Regions from separate parts of the Homo sapiens genome. Here region 2 is linked to region 1. Evidence: chromatin contacts called from ENCODE Hi-C or POLR2A ChIA-PET data. All regions are on one chromosome and are shown on one strand. Each heading gives the region's core, a stretch centred on a gene start or an enhancer-like site at or near the end of the contact. The rest is flanking DNA. Distances are from core to core; before and after follow the strand shown.

The links. Hi-C counts contacts between places; a loop is a spot of excess contacts on that map. ChIA-PET counts read pairs that join two places held with the same protein, here RNA polymerase II (POLR2A). Pooled maps may share reads with other maps.
Region 2: a loop to region 1 is called in a pooled map, with 2.1 times the contacts of the local background. The contact joins two enhancer-like sites. A Hi-C loop is called at or near these places in 2 of 168 maps with a recorded cell type or tissue (sciatic nerve and tibial artery) and 1 of 50 pooled maps. POLR2A ChIA-PET finds 5 or more read pairs at or near these places in 4 of 52 experiments (AG04450, H1, RWPE1 and 1 more).

What each region holds. Positions count from the first base shown.
Region 1 is chr20:17,824,084-17,827,775 of GRCh38, forward strand. The region is part of intron 2 of LOC107985440 (a long non-coding RNA gene); the gene reads right to left. Among named protein-coding and RNA genes, the nearest start is that of BANF2, 130 kb to the left of the region's middle. Within about 2 kb of position 1,313, at least 7 of the 41 ENCODE cell types and tissues checked have a DNase peak (open chromatin) inside an H3K27ac peak, as active enhancers do.
Region 2 is chr20:17,745,974-17,749,746 of GRCh38, forward strand. No RefSeq gene overlaps it. Among named protein-coding and RNA genes, the nearest start is that of BANF2, 48 kb to the left of the region's middle. Within about 2 kb of position 1,543, at least 2 of the 41 ENCODE cell types and tissues checked have a DNase peak (open chromatin) inside an H3K27ac peak, as active enhancers do.

The DNA.
Region 1 (3,692 bases), core at 63-2,562:
TTTAAAATGCCAGGGCCATGAAGGACAAAGGAAAAAGACCAAGAGACAAGACAGTGGAGGGCAGGGTGTAATCCGGGATCAAATCCTTGACGTGGGGAGGGAGTTTCTATAAGGGACTGTACATCAGATAGTAGCTATGAGTCAGTGTTCTATCTCTTGAATTTGATAAATTGCACCGCAGGTGTGTAAGAAGATGTCTTCATGTTTAGGAGATAGATGCTGAAATATTTAACGATAAAGGGGCAGGAGGTCTCCAACTTTCTAAAGTGTTTCAGAAATTAATAACAGTTTGCGTATATATATGTGAATACGTGTATATACACACATATATAAGAGAGAGAGGCAAATGTTACAAGTTGGGAAACCTGGATGATTTTTGTCTCATTTTTATAAGTTTTTTTCTAAGTGTGAAAGTATTTCAAAACAAAAAGTTAAAAAATAAAAATTGAAAAAAGCAGCGATACATAAGCGCTCTGAGTTTTATGAATTTTAATCAATTAAAGAAGCTTGTTGTTACTCCATTCAGTCATTCATTCAACAAATATTGGCTGAGCTCCTACACTGTGTGGGACACTGTGCTAGGTGTCAGGATGCAGCGAACAAAAGGCCCGGCCTAGCGACCAGACCAAGGTTGGGTCTGCAGTGCATTCCAGGGGCCTCCCCATAACCCCCAACCCCTCCCGCTTTGAGACCCAGGCTCTCCTTGCCCTAGAGGCCAGGCTGTCCCTGCTGCCAGGGGGCCCTTCCTGAGAACTGCCCTCACCTGAAGAGACCCACTTTGACCAAGCTTATGTCCCCTCCTGGCATCCAATGTCTGGTCATTTGGGCCCCCTTGCCTGGACTGGAATAACTCCAAAGACTATCCCAGCTTCAGATCTCCCACAGGGCCAGCTCCAGCCCTCATGGTGACAACATCGCAGTTCAACTCCTCCCTCTGCCCAAGAGCACTGTCCGAAAACTTCCTGCATATAACCTCTGTCTCAGAGTTTGTGTCCGAGGAACATGGTCATTACAGAGTCCCAACAGGAAACAAATGTCACAATCAAATTAAGAGAATTCCAGATGACTTATTAAAAGGACTGTTTACAAAGGTATGGGCAGGGTGTATAAGACCACCAAGAAAAATGCAGTGACCTGGGGCTAGGAACAATTAAGCCTTTACCAAAGGAGATAGCTACGTGGAAAAGGCAACCGTTGGCGGAGTAAGGTCCTTCAGCTGAGACTCAACCAGCCCGAGATGACCCAGCAGAGACGGAGCCACAGGAATAAGCAAATGCCTTTCCTCACTCTCCTCGTCCCCTTCCTGCTACTCCTGCCCGGGCCCCCCATTGGCCACACCCAGCCGGAAGTCTGAAGAAGGATGAGGGTGGCTCTGGTGGCGGACGGAAGACCTCAGTACAGAGTCCCATACAGCACCCGAGCTTGACCCCTCTGGGAGTGTCTGATGAAAGCTCTGGACTCTCCCCAGGAAATGGATCATAAATACACACACACAATTTTACACTTAATTTTAAGGAATTCATGGCTGCTCTCCCAGGAAGCCCAGGCACCCGAGATTAAACACCACAGTGCTATGAAGTGGTAGAAGCAGAGGCACAAAACACGAGTGATTGAAGAAGGGAAGAGAAAAGCAGAAAGAAAGGGAGGGGCACTGATGTCCTCATCTTACAGAGCTGGGAATCAGCGACTGCTGTCAGAAGAGGAAATGCTCATGCAGGAGTCAAAAATAGTCATGAAAGTTCAGACATTGGGAGTAGTGAGCTAAATGCTCATCTTAGGTATTGGGGAGTGAATAGCTGTTGTCTAAAGATGGTAACTGAGGAACGGAGGTATAAGTATGTGATTTGGAGTGTGGAGAAAATCCATAAACAGCAACTGGCAAAAGATGCTGTCTTGGGGGAGTAGGACTGGGAGTGAACAGGGGCAAGTACAGCAGGAGAGACACGATTGCTTTTCATTGTAAGCCTTTCTGATGTAACTGAGTTGTTGCCACTATATAACACACACACACACACACGCACACACATATGTGTCTGTGTGTGTATATATATAACTTTGATAAGTATAATTTTTGTAAAGAAACCTTTCCCTATTAGGATCTTCCAGCACGTCTAACCTCACAAGGCCTCAGAGCCAGTTCAACACACATACCCTTCCAGCAGACTGGCCTGTGCCCACCTGCAGAGCAGAAGTGGCCCTGCTTCAGCCACCTATTTCTGAGTCACAAAATACTCTGAAACTTGGTGACTCAAAACGACAAAAATGTATCATTTCTCTCCATTCTGTGGGTTGACCGGGTGTTTCCTTTGCTTTGCCTAGTGTTAGCTGGGACCCTGGGATGGCTGGAAGGTTACAGAATTGCCTCACTCACATGGCTCCACCGGGCTACTGGCTGGGGATCTGCGGAGCTGTTGACTGGCAGCCTTGGTTCCTCTGTGTGGGCCTCTCCACTTGGCTGCCTGGGCTTCCTCACAGAATGGCAGTGAGGGTCCAAGAAGGAGCCATTAAAGAAGTAAAGGCAGAAGCTGAAAATGACTGAAACCATTATACTTATATAGCATCACTTGCACTGCATTCTACTCATTAAAAGAAGTCAAAGGTCACCTCAGGTCCAAGAGCAGGGAATTAGATTCAATCTCTGAATGATAGCAGTGGCAGAAACAGGAATGCTTCATGGCAGAGGGAAAATACTCCACAGGATGCTCCCATTGCTCCAACAATTCTGCCACCAGCCACACCTCCACGGACTGCCTGCTGGAGACTTCCCATCCAAACTTGTGCTTCTGCACACGTCCCAGCCCTCTCAGATGCATCCTCTCTCTCAGTCTTCTCTGTCCCGTGCAACCCATGGTTCTAGATTGACATGGTCACCTTGGCTTTCGGTGTTTTTATTGTTATCTTAACCTTCATCAGATTTTATTATTTATTTATTTTTTTAAATTTATAATCATCTTCTTGGAGAATGATTCACCAAATTTTAAAATCCCAGACAATATAAACTAAGTCTTCCAAAATACTCTGTATATCCTACTGAACATCATTTCCATCCCTCCCACTGAGAATTATAGTGAACAGATGCAATCAATGTTTAAATTATGTATCTATGAATATGTAATTTATATATCCATACTTACAAGGCTGCCACATTGCATAACTCCAGGGAGGCACTTTTATGTTATAGGCTATGCAAATGGTGTCCCCTGGAGGTATGCAGTACGCAGCTCATACAACTGAACATGGCCTTCCTGGATATGGGTGCTTGGTAAGAGCATATCTTTTATTCGACCTCTCTAGTGCATACTCATTTTAGGGCAGTGGCTCTCAATCTGCACATTATAATCACCTGGGCAGGCCACACTGCCAAGCACTAAAATCTGAATCACCTCGCGGTGGGACCCAGGCATTGGCGTATTTAAAGTTCCCTAGGTGATTTTAACATGTAGTCAAGGTTTAGAACCAGTACTCTCAGGGGATGCGTACAGAATCCTTGAAAAGGGTTTTGTCTTTGGTAAAAGTGTAAAAATAATTGGCATTCATGTATAGAAAAAAAATAGAAAGTTGCAGGAAACTCTAAAAAACAAAATAAAACAAAACCAGTTCCATGCACTGAAGAAAATCCCTGTTGGGGTTTTTCTTTCTTTTCTCCATGAATATCCTTTGCCCCCTGCAGTCACACAGTGCAGAAAGCTTTG
Region 2 (3,773 bases), core at 293-2,792, 78 kb before region 1:
TGAATGAGAATGGGGAGTAAAGATGAAGTGTGAGCTAGTTGTCTAGGACAGTGGAAAGGTGGATACATTTTTATAAAGAGAAGGTATAACAATATAGACATATATATATATACTATAACAGTATAGGATAAACAATATAGATTAGCCAAGTAGATAGATGATAGATTAGATAGATAGATAGATAGATAGATAGATAGATAGATAGATAGATGATAGATATAGATGGATTGGATGATGGATAGATAGATAGAGATCCATTATCCATAGCATAGATCCTGGCTATTCTATGATACATGCATAGAAAAAACTGTGGAAAGAGAGATGCTGAACTGCCAGCAGTGGTTATCCTTGAGGGATGTGATTAAAAGGCCCTTTCACGCTCCACTCTATGCAGTAGTCCAGCATTTAAATTTTTGCACTAAGTATTACTTTTACAAATCAGAAAAAAGCAAGACAGACATTTCCATTTTGGAACACAAAGCATTAGAGCTGTAGAGAGCAGGGGGACGAGGTCCTGGGACAGCATTCTGTGGGCTCACACCCATCCTTCTCCCTCTGTGTCGCTGTCTCGCATCAGGAGCTCTCTTTCTAAGCCGAAGACAGCGCCTCCTACATTTCTCTGTCTTGGAGATTTTTGGATCTCCTTACACCTTCCAATTTTAATTCTCTGGTTACTTTTCCAAGGCCAAGGTCACCTTGGCGAAATGCAGGGTGGCTGTCTTTCTTTCTTGACTCATTTCTTTGTGCCTGTTTCTAGCAGATTCTTCAAAGCTGTGCACTGGTGCCCCCTTGATAGTAAAGTCTCTGTTTTATTTTAAGGATAATCTTTAACTGCACAAACTATGCTGCTTTAGTGCTTGGCCTGGTGATTGATTCTTCTTGGACCAGATTGAGAAGCCACTGTAGCCAGGGCACTGGGCAGAGAGTTAGAGGGCCGGATAATGCCATTAAGTGGGTGGGGGGCCAATGACAAAACACTTAGTTTGTCTGAGTTGCTGTTTCTTGGACTGTTAAATGAGAAAAGTAACTGATTTTCTTACCTCCTAGCTTTGTTTTGAAGAAAGCTCAAAAGTAGACATGAAGGCATTTTAAATAGAAAAGGAGGTGAGGTGGCCGAGTCCGGTGGCTCACACCTGTAATCCCAGCATTTTGAGAGGCTGAGGTGGGTAGATCACAAGGTCAGGAGTTCGAGACCAGCCTGGCCAACATGGTGAAACCCCATCTCTACCAAAAAGACAAAAATTAGCCAGGCATGGTGGGGCGTGCCCGTGATCCCAGCTATTCAGGAGGCTGAGGCAGGAGAATTGCTTGAACCCAGGAGGAAGAGGTTGCAGTGAGCCAAGATCACACCACCACACTCCAGCCTGGGTGACAGAGCAAGACTCCATCTCAAAACAAAACAAAACAACAACAAAAAAAAGCAAAGGAAGTGAGGTGCTGTGCAGCAATGGAACATGCAGTTATTGATATATTTTACTTTGGACAGCAGCTGCAGATGACTAACATTGGTGGCAGCTCCTCAGACCTCACCGTCTGTGTGCATGAGTCAGTGCAGGCTACGCTGTGCTGTGATAGCAACAACCACCCCCAGGAGCTCAGTGGCTTAGGACAGCAAAGCTGTCTATCTCATGCCCATTCCGTGCCCATCTCAGGTCTGCTGGGACAGCTCTGTGTTGTCCTGTCTCCACAACCTGAGCTGACACAGCAACCTCATCTTGAATGTATGCAGGATACTTCAGCAGAAAGAAGTGTCTCACACTAGCCATTAAATGCTCTGGCTCAGAAGTGACATGTCACTTTCACTAACAAACGGCTGGTCAGCACCAGTCACATGGCCCCACCCAGCCCCAAGGGGACCAGGTAGTGCTGTCTGCTGGGAGAGGAGAGAATGGAAAATTGGGGTGAACATCACAAATCACTACCATGTGAACCTATCTTGGGAGTGGGGGTGAGAGTCACAGGAAGTCCCCGAGAAGGCTCTGTTATAGGCAATGTTTGCCCCTTTTTTGTCTTTTTACAGATTTACAATGACTGAGTTTCTTAACCAATGTGCGTGGGTACGATGAATAAATCGTGGATTTACATTGTGAAAACTTTGGAAAATATAGGGGAATGTATAGAAGAAAATGAATAAGTTAGGAAATAAACCCTATCATCTAATATTTTATCGGATTTCTTTCCAGTCTTTTTTCAATTGCCTATAGGTACATTTTTAAATAATAGCTTTATTTCAATAAAATTTGTATACCATAAAATTTGTTCTTTTAAAGTGTACAACTTGGTGGTTTTCAGTATATTCACAGAGTTGATACAACTCTCGCCACTATTTGATTTTAGAATATTTTCATCACCCCAAAAAGGTATCCCCCTAGCAGTTGCTCCCCTCCCCCAGCCCAACCCAGCCCCTGGCGATCACAAATGGACTTTGTGTTTCTATGGATTTGCCTGTTCTGGACCTTTCATGTAAATAGAATCACATGCTGTGTAGTCTTTTGTGACTGGCTTCTTTCACTTAGCATCATGTTTTCAAGGCAAATCAATGTCACATGTATGCTGTATATTTTCAAAAGCAAATTGAGAGGCTGGGCGCAGTGGCTCATGCCTGTAATCTCAACACTTGGGAGGCCAAGGCGGGCAGATCACCTGAAGCTAGGAGTTCGAGACCAGCCTGGCTAACATGGTGAAATCCTGTCTCTACTAAAAAATGCAAAAAAATTTAGCTGGGCATGGTGGCGCATGCCTGTAATTCGAGCTACTTAGGAGGCTGAGGCAGAAGAATCGCTTGAACCCAGGAGGCAGATGATGCAGTGAGCCAAGATCACGCCACTGCACTCCAGCCTGGGGGACAGAGAGACGTCTCAAAAAAATAATTTAATAAATAAATAAAATTTTAAAATTTTAAAAATGATCTTATCAAACATAAGTTATCCTGTTTCTTTCATTTGTATGCTTTAAACATTTTCCCTCATCATTAAATCTTTTTGGAAAAATGGCTGTTTTTTTTTTTTTTTTTTTTTTTTTTAAGATGGAGTCTCGCTCTGTCGCCCAGGCTGGAGTGCAGTGGCCCTATCTCGGCTCACTGCAACTTCTGCCTCCCAGGTTCAAGTGATTCTCCTGCCCCAGCTTCCCGAGTAGCTGGGACTTCAGGCGCACACCACCACACCAGGCTTATTTTTGTATTTTTAGTATAGACGGGGTTTCACCATGTTGGCCAGGCTGGTCTCGAACTCCTGACCTCAGATGTTCTGCCCACCTTGGCCTCCCAAAGTACTGGGATTACAGGCGTGAGCCACCTCACCCAGCCTGAAAAATGGTTTTTAACGGCTATGTGTATAACAATCCATCAAATTTGTGTCCAATAATGTGTTGATTTGTGCCTTCTCTTTTTGACTTTTTGGCTTTCAGTTTTTTCACCATTACAATCAAAGCTTTTATGAGCAGCTATATACGTATTTTTTAAAAAATGAATGAGTGAATTCTAAAACAGAAATCTTTGCAATATTTTCCATTCTTCTTTTAAGGAAGATGCCTAAGAATGCATTTAACTGAATAAGAAGGCAGAAACATTTTTAAGACTTTTGATTCTTACTGCAGCTGGTTTTTCTAGTCACCAACCTGGGGACTGGCTTCATGTTAGTCTGATGACATCCTACCCCATCTCAGAGTAAAACCAAATTTCTTAAGATGGTCTGGAAGACCCTGCACAATCTGGACCTATTCCTTCTCTCATCTCCTCTCCACCCTGGCCATACCGGCCCCTTGTTGGTCCTTAA